2 separate regions of the Mus musculus genome follow, and region 2 is linked to region 1. A link is a loop called in an ENCODE intact Hi-C map of the cell type or tissue named here. Cell type or tissue: heart. All regions are shown on one strand.

The links. Hi-C counts contacts between places; a loop is a spot of excess contacts. Peaks named below come from ENCODE experiments on the same cell type or tissue, not always from the same donor. Only the 100,000 strongest peaks of a DNase experiment are listed, where the experiment ranks them.
Region 2: a loop joins it to region 1, with 2.4 times the contacts of the local background. A loop is called at or near these places in 9 of 42 quality-filtered maps.

What each region holds. Positions count from the first base shown.
Region 1 is chr7:19,786,732-19,794,731 of GRCm38, forward strand. It overlaps Cblc (Casitas B-lineage lymphoma c), which reads right to left. Exons shown (of 12, transcript NM_023224.5): 2 at 6,078-6,224; 3 at 5,778-5,934; 4 at 5,377-5,498; 5 at 3,669-3,806; 6 at 2,238-2,325. It overlaps LOC115486450 (a long non-coding RNA gene), which reads left to right. Exons shown (of 4, transcript XR_003946611.1): 3 at 423-561; 4 at 3,180-3,402. Among named protein-coding and RNA genes, the nearest start is that of Cblc, 6.1 kb to the right of the region's middle. In heart, a CTCF peak has its summit at 3,537 (motif pointing left); a DNase peak (open chromatin) is centred at 3,430; H3K4me3 peaks cover 943 bases; H3K27ac peaks cover 484 bases; H3K27me3 peaks cover 489 bases.
Region 2 is chr7:19,953,083-19,961,082 of GRCm38, forward strand. It overlaps a transcript of Igsf23 not described here and the pseudogene Rpl7a-ps8. Among named protein-coding and RNA genes, the nearest start is that of Igsf23, 6.3 kb to the left of the region's middle. In heart, a CTCF peak has its summit at 3,620 (motif pointing left); a DNase peak (open chromatin) is centred at 3,609.

The DNA.
Region 1 (8,000 bases):
AAAGGTCCTGAGTTCAAATCCCAGCAACCACATGGCGGTTTACAACCATCCGTAACGACATCTGACGCCCTCTACTGGTGTGTCTGAAGACACCTACAGTGTACTTACATATAAATAATAAATAAATATTAAAAAAAAAAAAAAAAGGGCTGGTGAGATGGCTCAGTGGGTAAGAGCACCCGACTGCTCTTCCGAAGGTCCAAAGTTCAAATCCCAGCAACCACATGGTGGCTCACAACCACCCGTAATGAGATCTGATGCCCGCTTCTGGAGTGTCTGAAGACAGCTACAGTGTACTTACATATAATAAATAAATAAATCTTTAAAAAAAAAAAAAAAAAGAAAACTGACAACCAGGTTGAAGGCCAGTGCACCCAAGACTCTCATCGGTATCTGTGTTTCTTCCTCTTTCCTGGCCACAGGATCTTACTATGCATCCCAGAGGCGGGACTTAGCCCAAGCAGCAGTGGAATTACAGACAAGTGTCACATCAGACCAAGCATGTCTTCAACCCTCGACAAGAGACGTGCTTTCTGGATTCCTCGTGATTTGGGAATGCTGGTGCGTTTTAGCTATTTAGTTTTAAATAAGTCTCTAATTCCAGGGGAATCTGACACCCTCTTCTGGCTTCTGTGGACACTATATACAGATGGGGGCACATACATACAGGCAAATACTCATACACACAAAATAATTTTTTAAATAATAATAAATATTTAGCCGGGCGTGGTGGCGCACGCCTTTGATCCCAGCACTTGGGAGGCAGAGGCAGGCAGATTTCTGAGTTCGAGGCCAGCCTGGTCTACAAAGTGAGTTCCAGGACAGCCAGGGCTACACAGAGAAACCCTGTCTCGAAAAAGAAAAAAAAAAAAAACCCAAAAGATAAAAATTTAAAATATATTTTAAAAGTTATATAAAGTTGGGCACATGCCTTTAATCCCAGCACTCTGGAGGCTGAGGGAGGCGGATCTCAGTGAGTTCAAGGCCAGCCTGGTTTGCGCACAGAGAGAAAATCTTAAATATAGAATAGAATGTACTTAGGCTAAAAAAATTTCATATTGTCAAAGGCCTGTAATTCCTCCAGAGGCCAAGGCAGGAGGATGAAGAGCTCCAGGCTTAGCTACATAGAAAATCCTTGCACCACAACCTCAAGGGCCAGGCACTGAGGTGCATACCTTTGGTACCAGAAGTTAGGAGGCAGCGGCAGATGGAGTTTATGAGTTCAAGGCCAGCCAGGTAGACCACTACCTAAACAAATTCCAGAACAGCCAGGGCTATTAAGAGAGATCTTGAAATAATAACCACCACCACCACCACCATGGCGGGGGTGGGGGAGACCCCACAAAAACCAAGGCTAGATGTCGGTAGCACTCTCTGTACATATGTAGCATGGTGCCATATGGAGGTCAGAGGATGGCTCAGTTCTCTCCTTCCACCCCGGGGATGCTGGGAACTGAAGTGATGTCATGAGGCTTGGCTGCACTGCCTAAAGTCAGTACTCCTGTTACTGCCCAGTCCTTTACAGTATAGTCAATAAAGCCATTTCCTTATTAAAAACATGGGAGTGTGGCTCAGTGGTATAGCCCCTGCCTAGAATCCCCCAGTGAGGTGCTGGGGGCGTGGCTCAGTATTAGAGCCCCTGCCTAGAATCCCCCAGTGAGGGGCTGGGGGCGTGGCTCAGTGGGAGAGCCCCTGCCTAGAATCTCCCAGTGAGGAGCTGGGGGCGTGGCTCAGTGGTAGAGCCCCTGCCTAGAATCCCCCAGTGAGGTGCTGGGGGCGTGGCTCAGTATTAGAGCCCCTGCCTAGAATCCCCCAGTGAGGGGCTGGGGGCGTGGCTCAGTGGGAGAGCCCCTGCCTAGAATCCCCCAGTGAGGGGCTGGGGGCGTGGCTCAGTGGTTGAACTCTGTTGTAGCAAGCACAAGTTTCTGGGTTCCATCCTAAGAACAAAAAGAAAAACATCTTGGCTCTTCTGGCGCTGGGTGTCTGCTCAGACTCAGAGCTGATAAACACTCAGATGCATCAGCTATTTTGATGATCTCAGAAGCTCTTTTCTTCATTCGATATCCAAGAAAAAAACCTTGGCGAGGAGGCTGTAGAGGCGACAGTTCCCAGTGGAGGAACTCAGAGAGCCTCAGAGAAGCAAGGGTTGGCTCGTATGTACACGGCTCCAAGCCAGCACCACATCCCCATATCTCCGAGATGAGTAGCTGGGTAGTGGACATGAGTGTGGAACTCACCTCTGACACTTGGATGCGTTGGTAGGGTTCTACCCGGCAGAGCTCAGTCAGGTCTGGGTTGTGTTTCTTTCCATCAGGGAAGAGGAAGCTGAGGGGAGAACATAGTTGGGCTCTGAGGGGCTTTACTCACAGGGACCCACTTACCTCATCTACCTGGTGTGCGCGCATTTGTGCATGCATGCATTGGTGTATGCATACATGAATATGTGCATGTGTGAGTGTGTGCACACATGTGTATTAGGACCTGACTCGCGCCCACACTGGAACTTCCCAGAGCAAGTGTATTCTCCAATCCCTGGGACAGAACTGTCCACTTGGTCATTTTAGAGAAGCTGCACTGAACTGTTGGCCTCCAGCCTGAGAATCAAGAAAGAAATCTAAACCTCTGTCCTTTCAGGATCCGTGTTCTATTTTGTAGTATTGACCTAGCCTGGAGCATTTTAGGCAGGGGCTCCACCACTGATTTAAATTCCCAGCCCCTCACTGGGGGATTCTAGGCAGGGGCTCTACCACTGAGCCACGCCCTCAGCTCCTCACTGGGGAATTCTAGGCAAAGGGCTCTACCACTGTGCCACGTCCCCACTATGATCAGTTTATACTTTTTTCTTTTTCTTGCTGAACAAGAATCTCACAGTGTAGCTTACAATGCAGATCTCAGGATACTCCTGTACCTTGAATACTTACACACACACACCCCACATATCTCCCTCCTGCTCAAGACCAGTACATTTTCAAAACAAAGAACAGAAGACCAAATACATTCAAAAAAAAAAAAAAAGGTATAAAATGGGATCATGAAGGCGACATAAGCTTGCCTGCTCCTTGAGAGTAACACTGTTGTTTGTAATGACTCAAGGCTCTTGCTATTTTGTCGAACAGGAGCTTTGTGAACAATGAGAAGCAACAGGTCTGTGCACCTGTCCCTCTCTTCTCTGTCTCTAGCTCACACCAGCCCTGCAGCTCATTGGTAGCATCTGGCCTAGCTAGGAAGCATCCCCAGCGGGGCAAACCACGAAAGATCTGGGTGAGAGAGAACCCTGGAGAGCCGCCGGCCCCTCCCCTCACCACCGCGGGCAACTTCCCTCAGGAAACCGCCGGAGGCAGCTGAGGTTACAGGTGGAAAACCACTAGTTTGGCTGTTTCCCCGCCCCTGACCTGACAATCTAGACCCTAGAGCAGGATACAGTTTCTAGAAGCACAGGCTTTGAAGCCCAGTCTGCCGGAGGGATTTTGCACTTTGCAGCCGCTGCCTGACTGCAGACATTCCCCCGCCTTGAGAACCCGGCCGCCCCCTGCTGGCAGCTCGTGGCGTTGCAACTTGGTGTGCTGGCTGTGTCCACGCCCGTACCTTCAAGCCAAACGCATGACTTGTGCTAAATCTCTCCAAGTAGATTTTGCTAACACCCTTTTCCTATTAGGCTGGGGACTCACATGCCGTCCTTTTGTCCCTTCAGGAGCACCTGCAGCAGAGGTTTGTTGAGAGGAATGGTTTGCAGGATGCTTCCATCGGAGCTCACGTATCCAATGGCCCACTGCCCCAGGCGGGTACAGCTTGGCCGGAAGATATAGCTGTGGAAAGATGACATGGGATGGAGAGTGGTCGCTGCTGTCTCTTCTTGGGACACTCAGCTGTCTGCCCTGTCTGGGATCCAGGTATCTCCTTCCTCATCCTTTATGGAAGAGGGGCCTTGCTCCCCATCCACAGTTACAGACTGAGAAGGTATATGTCTGTGGCTTTAGCTACCATTGCCCACCATAGCAATGGGTCACATCTGAGAATGAGCCTAATACAGGAAAAAACGGAAGCAAGTTACACTCCGGCATGACCTCCGATGAAAGTGCTTGAAAGCTTGGATCTGTCTGTGTGTTCTTTCTTTCCATTTTATAATTTTCCCTCCCTTCACCCATACAGCTGATTGAAGGCTAGCTTGGGCTACGAGATACCTTATCTACCTATAGCAACCCATCTAGACAAGGACATTGTCACCGAGCAGCGTCTGGTATGAGATAGAGACAGACAGACTGAGAGTGGCCCTCCCCTTTCTCTTCCTTCCCCTCCCTTCCCCTCCCTCCCCCAGCCTGAAGAGAGTAGGGGTCTCTAGAGAGCAGCTGCTATACTGTCCTTGCCTTCCAGAGGCTGCCACACTTCAGCCCTGCAGAGACTGATTTCTTCCTTCAACCTGTGGGTGCTCGGTGTATCCTCAGCCTGTTAAGGAGAGCCAACTAGCTGGACCGTAAGAGGTGCACACTTTTAATCCTAGCACTCAGGAGGCAGGCAGATCTCTGAGTTCGAGGCCAGCCTGGTGTACAGAGCAAGTTCCAGGACATCCAGGGCTACACAGAGAAACTCAAAATGAAACAAAAGCAAACCCGAGTGGAGTGGTGATATCCATAACCCCAGCACTCAGGACATGTAAAGGGAGGATTATCAGAATCTCATGGGTCATCCTTAGCTACATGGCAAGTTTGAGGCTAGCCTGGGCTAAATGAAGCAAGCCCTGTCTCAAAGCAAAACCATTTTTTTTAAAGATTTATTTATTTATTTATTATATGGAAGTACATTGTAGCTGTCTTCAGACACTCCAGAAGAGGGAGTCAGATCTCATTTACGGATGGTTGTGAGCCACCATGTGGTTGCTGGGATTTGAACTCTGGACCTTCGGAAGAGCAGTCAGGTGCTCTTACCCACTGAGCCATCTCACCAGTCCAAAGCAAAACCATTTAACAGGTTTATAGCATAGCCTCTAACTTGTCAAGATGGGGCCTTAGCTTCAGAACTCCTTGGTAGAGCTGCTTTATTTGCTGGGCTGTGGGATGACCCAGGAGGCTCCAGAAGAGGAGGCAGGGGTTCTGGGCATCTTAACTCAGAGGTTTTTTTTTTGTTTGTTTTTTTTTGAGACAGTGTCTCAGGTGGCCCAGGCTGGCTTTGAACTTTTCATCCTCCAGCCTCCACCTCCCAAGTGCTGAAATTACGGGAAAACCACCGGCCCCCAGCTGCAGAGCTCCCACTTCTGGGTTCCCAGGAACCTCAATTCTTAGCCTCTCAGAAGTTGAGGGATTCCGCCCCCGCCCCCGTTCCTGCCCCCTACACACTTGCCAGGACTAGACTACTTGTCCCAGGGAACCCTGCTTTGCTCACCTGCCTGGTTTGTCCCTGTAGGCCTGCAGGCGTGTTTGGACCTCATCGTAGGTGAGGAAGGCCATGTAGCCAGGATGGTTGACAGCCAGGAGTTGCCAATTCCTCAGTAAAGTGGGCCACGGCTGGGAGGGACAGAGATAATCACTAAGGGACCAAGGAAGTAGCCTATGCCCTAGGACCTTCAGAGTTCAAGAATCCACCACCCTACCCACATCCGTGATGATCCTGAACACGGTTTATACACACAGGAAACCATATACCCTTTCTTCCCCAAGACTCAGTGGTCCAGACCCAGCCTTCCTCCCTTAGATCCAGTGTGCCCAGTCCCTATCTCCTTCCTCAGACCCAGGGGTCCAGGCCCTAGCACCTTCCTCAGACCCCCTGCCGTGACCTTCCCTGACCTGAAAGAGCCTGGTGAAGACGTCAAACTCAAAGACAGACACGTGGCCGTTACAGGTGAGGTCCAAGGTGGACCGCAAGGCCTGCATGGTGGGGCCTGGTTCCACAGGGTGGCAGGCACACAGGAGGGACTGGAACTCAGCCCAGGGAAGCACGCACCTGGATGGGAAGGTGGTATGGTTACAGCTACGGATGGAGAGAGGGTCTATGATAGGAAGAGGCTGTTCTCCCCACTTCCGGTCCTTGGGCAGGGCAGTTAAGGGATTTTGGAGCCCACTGTCCCGTGGTGAAGGTCCACTCACCGAACTCCACAATTCTGCCTCCAGAAGATGTGGGCAGAGCCCTTGGTGAGCTGGTACAGGTGCCCACAGTACTTCCCAGCAGGGAAGAGTGCGCTCAACTCCGCGTGCATGTGACTGAAGATGAGGGCCAGCTTGGCCAGTTGTCGCCTGCGGGGGGGCGGGGGGGGGGAAGCTATGAGCATCACACATGATGTAGGGAGAGTCCCTACAGGTGCAAAGCCTCCAGATTTCCTCTTATGAATCAATGTACCAAGAGCCAGTCTCAGTTCTGAGGCCTCTGTTTTCTGCACCTCTGTTTCCTCATCGATGAAGGAAGTGTGGAAGCTAAAGTCCAAACTGGCCTCCAGCCAGCATAGCACAGGCCCAGAGCCTGTTGCGGCTGGAGAAGTCTCGCCTACTGAGATGGGGTATAACCATCTGCCATCGGTGTTTAGCGAATGCCCAAAACTGCCTTCCACACCAGTGGGTGTGGGTGTGTTGGCTGCCCTGAGTTTGAGATCAGGATGTAGAAGGCAATAACGGGTTTTTGGACAACTAACAGCTATGAAAGTTCTGGAAAATCATTAACAAATGTTTTCCCAAGTTGCCTCCGTTCCTCACCCGTGAAGTGCAAATAAACATGTGAGTTCAGCTCCTGAACCTTATGAGCACAGAGAGGACACAGCTCGGGGCAAGGTTCAGCAGTAGAGCCTCTGCCTAGAATCCCCCAGTGAGGGGCAGGGGGAGTGGCTCAGTGGTAGAGCCCCTGCCTAGAATCCCCCAGTGAGGGGCTGGGGGCGTGGCTCAGTGGTAGAGCCCCTGCCTAGAATTCCCCCAGTGAGGGTTTGGGGGCGTGGCTCAGTGGAAAAGCCCCTGCCTACCATGCTTAGGGTTCTGGGTTCCATCCCCAGCATTTTCAAAATCAAAAAAACCCTGCATATTATATTGGGTTAGCACTCAGTGCATGCTGATTTTATTATATTTCTCATTTATACTAATAGCTTCCGTGGCCAGGTCTGTAGGGCTCCTGACAGTTTCTTAGCAACCTCGCTTCCCAGAATGCAGAGCTGTGTAGCCCAATGAGTTTGCCATCAGCAACTCTGGCTGGCTCAGACAGGAAGCTACCTTCCCCATCCCCCACCCTTTTTTTTGAGACGATATCTCATTATATAGTTTGAGTTGGCCTTTAAACTCACTCTGTAGACCAGGCTGGCCTCAAACTATCAGAAATCTGCCTGCCTCTGCCTCCTGAGTGCTGAGATCTGAGTGCTCAGAGGGCTCTGGCACCACATTCAGCCTAGAGTGACAAGCTGGTTCTTTGGTTTGCTTGGTTTTTTGAAACAGCTACAATATTCCACAATTAAAGGACCTGCTGCTGTTTCTCTTGTAGCCCAGGCTGTCCTAGAATTCAGTCTGTAGGCCAGGCTGTCCTTGAACTCAGAGATCCACCTGTGCTGGGACTAAAGGTATGCACCACCATTTGGCCTGCCTCCTCCTCCTCCTCCTCCTCCTCCTCCTCCTCCTCCTCCTCCTCCTCCTCCTCCTCCTCTTCTTTTTAAGATTTACTTTTGGAGCTCAGGGGTTACATAAAATAAAAATAAGTCTTTTAAAAAATATTAACCAAAAAAAAAAAAGAAAAAAATTACTTTTATTTTTAATTCTGTGTACGTGTGCATGCATGTGTGTGTATCTCTGTGTGTGTGTGTAAATCGATATGTGCACATGAGTGTGGATTCCTGAGGAGGTCCGAAGAGGTGTCCGATCCCTTGGAGCTGGAGTTACAGGTGATTATGAGCCATCCATCCTGGGCGCTGGAATCTGGGTCCTCTGCTAGAGCAGAAAGCCCTCTGCCTCTAAGCCAGTGCTCCTCCGCCTTCCTAAGGCTGAGACCCTTCAATACAGTTCTGTATGTTCTGGTGACCCCAGCCATAAAACTATTTTCCT
Region 2 (8,000 bases), 170 kb after region 1:
TAAGCTTCGCTTCGGATCCATCAATTTAAATATGAACTGTTTTGCCTAAAATGGCTTGAGCCGGGGCCAACCATCCAGCAGCGCTTCCAGGGGAGAGGTCAGGTCAGGGCATTTGGACAATTCCACCAGACCCCTCCCCTCCTGGAAGAAAAAAAGGTCACGAAGCACTTAGGCACCCCTCCCCTCTGGAAAGGAGAGGTTTCATTACATTCCTTAGACCATGCGGGGTGGGGGTGGGGAGGCGACCATTGGCCACCTGCGGGTGGGGGAGGCCCCGAGCAGGTCAACACATTCAGTGACCATTGGCCACCTAGAGACAAAGAAAGTCCTTGCCACCTCATTCCCTAAAGACCAATCAGTTTAAAAGTCACGCTGTTCTGCCAACACATCGTGCCTAATGGCTGCTGCTCTGATAAATACTTGCTGAATGACTGTATAAATCATATGAAGTACTGTATAAATACTTGCTGAATATCTGCGTGCGGGGTCGCCACGTCTCCTTCGGTGTAGGATGGCCCCAATGTACTGGAACAATAAATTCCTCTTGCTTTTGCATCAACTCCTGGCTCTGCGAGGTTCACTCAGGGGGTCCTGGTAAGCTAAGGCTCGTCAGAGTCTTTACACTATCACCTGCTTGTGAGCTAATTGTGGTTTTAGCCTTTATGAGCTGGCCCTGAGCTCTCTCCACCAGAGGAGCAGGATGCCCAAAGGAAAGAAGGCCAAGGGGAAGAAGGTGGCTCTGGCCCCTGCTGTTGTTAAGAACCAGGAGGCCAAAAAGGTAGTCAGTCATTTGTTTGAGAAAAGGCCCAAGAACTTTGGCATTGGGCAGGACATCCAGCCCAAAAGAGATGTAACACGCTTCGTCAAATGGCCCCGCTACATCAGGCTGCAGCGGCAAAGAGCCATCCTCTATAAGTGGCTTAAAGTACCTCCTGCCATTAACCAGTTCACCCAGGCCCTGGACAGGCAGACAGCTACTCAGCTGCTTAAGCTTGTCCACAAGTACAGGCCGGAGACAAAGCAAGAGAAGAAGCAAAGGCTACTGGCCCATGCTGAGAAGAAAGCTGCTGGCAAAGGCGACGTCCCAACTAAGAGACCACCTGTCCTCCAAGCAGGAGTCAATACAGTCACCACCTTGGTGGAGAACAAGAAGGCTCAGCTGGTGGTGATTGCCCATGACGTAGACCCCATTGAGCTGGTGGTTTTCCTGCCTGCCCTGTGTCGAAAGATGAGGGTGCCCTACTGTATCATCAAGGGAAAGGCCAGGCTGGGGCACCTGGTCCACAGGAAGACATGCACCACAGTTGCTTTCACACAGGTTAACTCAGAAGACAAAGGTGCTCTGGCTAAGCTGCTGGAAGCTATTAGGACCAATTATAATGACAGATATGACGAGATCCATCGCCACTGGGGAGGCAACGTCCTGGGTCCTAAGTCTGTGGCTCGCATCGCCAAGCTGGAAAAAGCAAAGGCTAAAGAACTCGCCACTAAATTGGGTTAAATGTACACTAAGTTTTCTGTACATAAATATAATTACATAAAACAAAACAAAACAAAACAAACAAACAAAACGTGGCCCTGAGATATGTCCAGTGCACAGCTTTCAGCCCCCTGAGCCTGAAGCTGTTGCCCTGGTCGATCAGTCTTTTGGTGTGCATTCAATAAGCCATCTCTGTCTGAGTGAGATGGGTGTTTGTGTGGTTTGTAGGGCAACTTTTGAACCCCAACAGGGTCATCTAGGAAGAGGGAAGTTCAGCAGAGGAAAAAAAAACTGCCTTCATCAGATTAGCCTCTGGGGTGTTTTTTTGTTTGTTTGTTTGTTTTTTGATTGGTGATTGACAGGGTGTAGGCTGTGGCCACCTCTGGGCAAGTAGTCCTGTGTTCTCCCCCCCCCCCCCCCCAGACAGGGTTTCTCTGTGTAGCCCTGGCTGTCCTGGAACTCACTTTGTAGACCAGGCTGGCCTCGAACTCAGAAATCTGCCTGCCTCTGCCTCCCAAGTGCTGGGATTAAAGGCGTGAGCCACCACACCTGGCTTGTTCTGTGTTCTTTAGGTTTTGGTTTTTGGTCTCACTATGTCACCTTGGCTGTTCTGGAACTCACTATGTAGATCAGGCTGGCCTCAAACTCACAAAGATCTGCCTCCCAAGTACTGGGGTTAAAGGTGTGCAACTAAAAAAAAAGTTAGAGTTTCATGTGGTGGTGCAAAGAAATTCCTTTAATCCCAGCAAAGGGGGAGGCAGAGGCAAGTGGAGCTCTGCACGCTGAACTTTGGAAAATGAATAAGACCTAAAGTTAACCTGTAGATCCTACCTGCCCAAGGATCAGGTCACTTCCTGGAATCCTGGAGTTGTAGTTTATGCAAAATAACAAAACCACGTAGAAAAATACGGTGGCCATATGGTTTTGTTCTTGAAAATACCTAAAATAGGCATCTCATTACTTTCCACTAGGAAGCCAGGGGTGGTCCTGGTCAAAACCCACCCTGGTCAGTATTAATTAAAACTTGCTTCAAATTTGGCTCAAATGTGTGGAATTGGTTTTTCTCTTGTGAATCTCAGGATTAATGGGGAACTATGAAAAGTCACCACAGAGACACATGGGGCCCTTTCAGTGAACTTGGTTTCCTCACAGGTAAGACAATCTGAATTGTATAAAAAAACATTTGCTCTTGGGCCAGAGAGCAGGCTCCACAGGTAAAATGCTGCCTTGGGACCCACATAAGAGGAAGCAGAGAACTTACTCTTCAAAGTTGTCCTCTGATCACTATAGTGGCTCTCATGCCCGCACACACACACACACACACACACACACACACACACACACACACACATACACACACACACACGCACTCATGCTCTCATCTGGAACATGCACAAAAGGAGGTAATGGGGAGAAAAAACCCATTTGTTTTGGCAGGGAGCACTTGTGTTCACTGAGATGATCCCAGCACTTGGGAGGCCCACCCACACAGTATGTTGACACTTTTGTGGGTGCTGGAGATCTGATATCAGGTCTTCAACTCCATGTGCAGCAAGAGCAACCTGGGCTATGTAGTGAATTCCAGGCCAAACTAGGCTCCAGGCAAAGAAAGAAAGTCGTGAAGTGTAGGAATCTAGCTACCGGGAAGGCTAGAGGGCCTCAAATCTAAGGACAGTTTAATGAGATCCTGTCTGAAATACAAAAATAAATAAAAGGGCAGACCAGAGGTAGTTAGTGACACACACCAGTAATCCCAGCATTCTGTGGGCAGGAGAACCACTGTAAACCCAAGGGTAATCTGGCTCAAATGGACTGTTCAATGCCATCCAGAACTACATAACAAGGTCTTGCCTAATGAAAACAAACACTTGGGCTTCCAGAACACTTGCCTGGAGGGTGCCAGTCTCTGACTTCATTCCTAGCCCTGGATTATTATTTAAGCCTACAACCATCAGGGTTGGCAGACATTGCAACTAGGTTGGGAAATCGACTCTTCCAGAGGGTACTGTCAATTACCCTCTTTCACAGAGGAAAACACCACACGTGAGTGACTCCCAAACCGGATAGATAACATTCTCATCCTTTGTGTTCAGTTGCCCGAACACAAGGGGCAGCGGAGGTGGTGTGAAGGGAGAGCTGTAAATTACAGCGGCGCCACCTACTGTTCAAGATTGGAATTGCATCTGGTGTTTGTGTTCCATGTCCAAGGAATGTTTTTGTCGATTTAAGAATATATTACAAAAAAAAAAAAAAAAAAAAAAAAAAAAAAGAATATATTACTACCAGTTGGAACTTCTTCTGGGTATATGCCCAGGAGAGGTATTTCTGGATCTTCCAGTAGTATTATGTTCAATTTTCTGAGGAACCTCCAGAATGACTTCCAAAGTGGTTCTACAAGTTTGTAATCCCACCAGCAGTGGAGGAGTGTTCCTCTTTCTCCACATCCTCGCCAGCATCTGCTGTCACCTGAATTTTTGATCTTAGCCATTCTGACTGGTGTGAGGTGGAATCTCATGGTTGTTTTGATTTGCATTTCCCTGATGATTAAGGATGTTGGACATTTTTTCAGGTGCTTTTCAGCCATTCGGTATTCCTCAGGTGAGAATTCTTTGTTTAGCTCTGAACCCCATTTTTAATGGGGTTATTTGAATTTCTGAAGTCCAGTCTCGTATGAGGCTATGCCAGTGCCTGGCAAATACAGAAGTGGATGCTCACAGTCATCTATAAGATGGAACACAGGGCCCCCAGTGGAGAAGCTAGAGAAAGCACCCAAGGAGCTGAAGGGGTCTACAACCCCATAGGTGGAACAACAATATGAACTAACCAGTACCCCCAGAGCTTGTATCTCTAGCTGCATATGTAGCAGAAGATGGCCTAGTCGGCCATTACTAGGAAGAGAGGCCCCTTGGTATTGCAAACTTTACATGCCCCAATACAGGGGAATGCCAGGGCCAAGAAGCGGGAGTGGGTGGGTAGGGGAGCAGGGCAGAGGGAGGGTATAGGAAACTTTTGGGATAGCATTTGAAATGTATATAAAGAAAATATCTAATAATAAATAAATAAATAAATAAATAAATAAAAGGAAAAAAGAATATATTGCATCATATATCCTTTACCCTTTCTCCACCTAACACCTCCTTGCTTTAAAAACATATTTTTAAAATTTTCCCATCTATTGTATAAATAATGGATAAATAAACTAGCTCTGTAGACCAGGCTGGTCTCCAACTCACAGAGGTCCGCCTGCCTCTGCCTCCCGAGTGCTGGGATTAAAGGTGAGCACCACCATCACAGGCTGTGAAGAATATTTTTGTCAGACCCAGAATTCCTTTCTTTTTTTTTCATGTGAATGCATGTGTAGAGCATGCGTGCATGCGTGCATGCATGTGCCCACGGGTGTGAGGCATCTCAGGAGAGTGCAGGCATATGTGTGTTTGTGAGTGTGTGTGGAGGCCTGAGGCTGACTGTCAGCATGAATTGTTCTTGAAGGCTCTCCACCTTATTCACTGAGTCAGAGTCTCTCCATTAAACCCAGTTGCCAATCAGGTAGTAGCTAGCCAGCTTGTTCTGGGGAGCCCCTGTCTCTGCCTTCTGAGACTTGGATTTGGTTGCTCACAACCATCTGTAATGGGATCCGATGCCTGAAGACAGCTACGGTGTACTCATATACATAAGATAAATAAATAAATAGTTAAAAACAGTTGCCATGAAAAAAAAATCCCTTACTATTCACAGGGTCAAGCTATCCTAAAAACGACACCATCCCAGAGGGTCCCTGAACTGAAGCATGTGACCAGGACACCCAGAGACCACCAGATATATCCAAAGGCAGATGACACACCCATCAAAAGGAGGTGTCCCAAGAGGAGACATCTGGTAACTTGGGGAGACATCAGGGCTTAGACACGTCAAGCTGAGACTTTGAGGAAAAGAAGGATCATTCAAAACTGACAGTTTTATGCTTACTGACTGCACGGCATGCTCACCCTCACTGCTGCAGAATCCAAATGTCTTTTGCCGAAGGGGACAAAGGATGCCCCTCTGATAGGAGACAATGTGATATTGCTTTGTCGTGCTAAGGATTGCTTATAAAGGCTTATACAGAATAGGCTATATTATATGTATTTGTCTCCCAGCCAAAATGTTAACAGAAATTCAACAGATCCCTCGTTCTAGCCTTTGTTATTCTTGTTTTTGCTGTACTAATCTTCCTGGCTTTAGAATGTATTTTGGCTCCTCTTCATACGACTGTAATACAACGCAATAGAGAAGAAGCTGTCTTCACTGTGTGTCTGCATGACCGTCAACATAATTAAAATAGCTCAAACAAAAGGGGGACGTTAGTAGGAAATCTAGTGGAGTCATTGTATCTAGGGCAAAGGTCAGAGTGAAACAGTTGCTTCCTAGAAGTACCTAGCTGTTGAAGGAAACATTGTAGAATTCAGAGGTTGTCTTCAGTGATGTGCAGACTTCTTTCTCTGAGGGACTTGTAGCCTTCACTTGAGTCAGTGGAAGGGGCATAGAGCCTTCACAGGACCAAGGGCCTCCCCTCCCATTGATGACCGACTAGGCCATCCTCTGCTGCATATGCAGCTGGAGCCACGAGTCCTACCATGTGTACTCTTTGGTTGGTGGTTTAGTCCCTGGGAGCTCTGGGGGTACTGGTTGGTTCATATTGTTTTCCCTCCTGTGTGGCTGCAAACCCCTTCAACTCCTTGGGTCCTTTCTCTAGCTCCTACATTGAGGGCCCTGTGCTCAGTACAATGGATGGCTATGAGCATCCACTTCTGTATTTGTCAAGCACTGGCAGAGACTCTCAGGGGACAGCTATATCAGGCTCCTGTCAGCAAGCACTTTTTGGCATCCACAATAGTGTCTGGGTTTGGTGACTGTATATGGGATGGATCCCCAGGTGGGGTAGTCTCTGGATGGTCATTTCTTCAGTCTCTGCTCCACACTTTGGCTCTGTAACTCCTTCCATGGGTATTTTGTTCCCCCTTCTAGGAAGGGTCGAATTATCCACACTTTTGTCTTCCTTCTTCTTGAGTTTCATGTGGTTGTGAATTGTATCTTGGGTATTCCAACCTCCCTCTCTCTTACGCCTCCCTGGCACTCTAGACAGCCTTACAAATGCTAGCCTGCAGCCACCTGACAGGGAAGCCTCTGTCTTAGGGTTTCTATTGCTGTGACGAAACACCATGACCAAAACCCAAGTTGGGGGGGGGGGGAAGTGTTTTGTAACTTAAAATTTTCAAACCCTACTTTTAATATGGGTTCTAAAATGCTTTAACCTCCCTTCTAGCCCACCACCCACCAGAGGCAGTGGAACAGAAAGGTTAGTAGGATTGGGGGAAGTGGACATGTTATAAATTGTTATTTGGAACTGGAGAGATGGCTCAGCGGTTAAGAGCACTGAATGCTCTTCCGGAGGTCCTGAGTTCAAATCCCAGCACCACATGGTGGCTCACAACCACCTGTAATGTGATCGGATGCCCTCTTCTGGTGTGTCTGAAGATAGCTACAGTGTACATATAACAAACAAACAAACAAACAAATAAACAAACAAATCTTTTTAAAAAGTTGTTCTCTGGAGCAAATCCAGTCTCCTTTGTTGGGAAAACAGTTCATAGGAGTCTGCAGTGGCAGCTCGATCCACTCACAAACACTTCATGAATATTTAAGCAACCCAGTTCAGTACTGTCAGGATATCAAACACGAAAGTGGTGGCTCGACCCAGCAGAGACAGCCAGGCCTCAGGCAAATTGGCACGAGTCAGCAGAGGTGACCATGACCACCTGAGACTCCAGGAGAAGCTCTCTGTGGTGCCTCTCTCAGTGAAGGGAAGATCAGCAAGGAGGCCGCAAACTCGAGACCAAGAAGCGCTACAAAGCTAGCTATGCAAGCCAACCCTCATCACTGGCCATTGAGTCCTATTTGTCCTCCCTCCAAACATCACGTGTCCTCCATGGGTCTTGCCTCAACAAAACAAACAGCAACAAAAGTGAAGCCTAGCATGATGGCACGTCTTTAATCCCAGCTCTCAGGGAACAAAGACAAGTGGATCTGTAGCAGCTGACATCACTCTGCCAATCAGCAAGAAGCCGCCAGTACCTCATGAGAAGTTCTTGGGTGAGTTTCTCTCAATGGCATCACCACGAGTGGAGCTTGCAACACTGTGTAAGGTGACTACAATGTAAGGCATATCCTTAGTGAAGAATCCTTCATCACATGTCCTTTCACATGCTTGCTTTAGCAAAGTATTCTTTCACCTGTGTCTGTTTCAGTGAAACACTTCTTCATGTGTCTGCTTTAGCAAAACATCCTTTGACATAACTGACTTTCCAAAGAAACCAAAAGTTTCTACTTCTGTGTTTATTCAGCTTACACTTCCACATTGCTGTTCATCACCAAAGGAAGTCAGGAAAGGACCTCAAACAGGGAAGGAACCTGGAGGCAGGAGCTGATGCAGAGGCCATGGCGGGGGGGGGTGCTTCTTACTGGCTTGCTCCCCATGGCATGT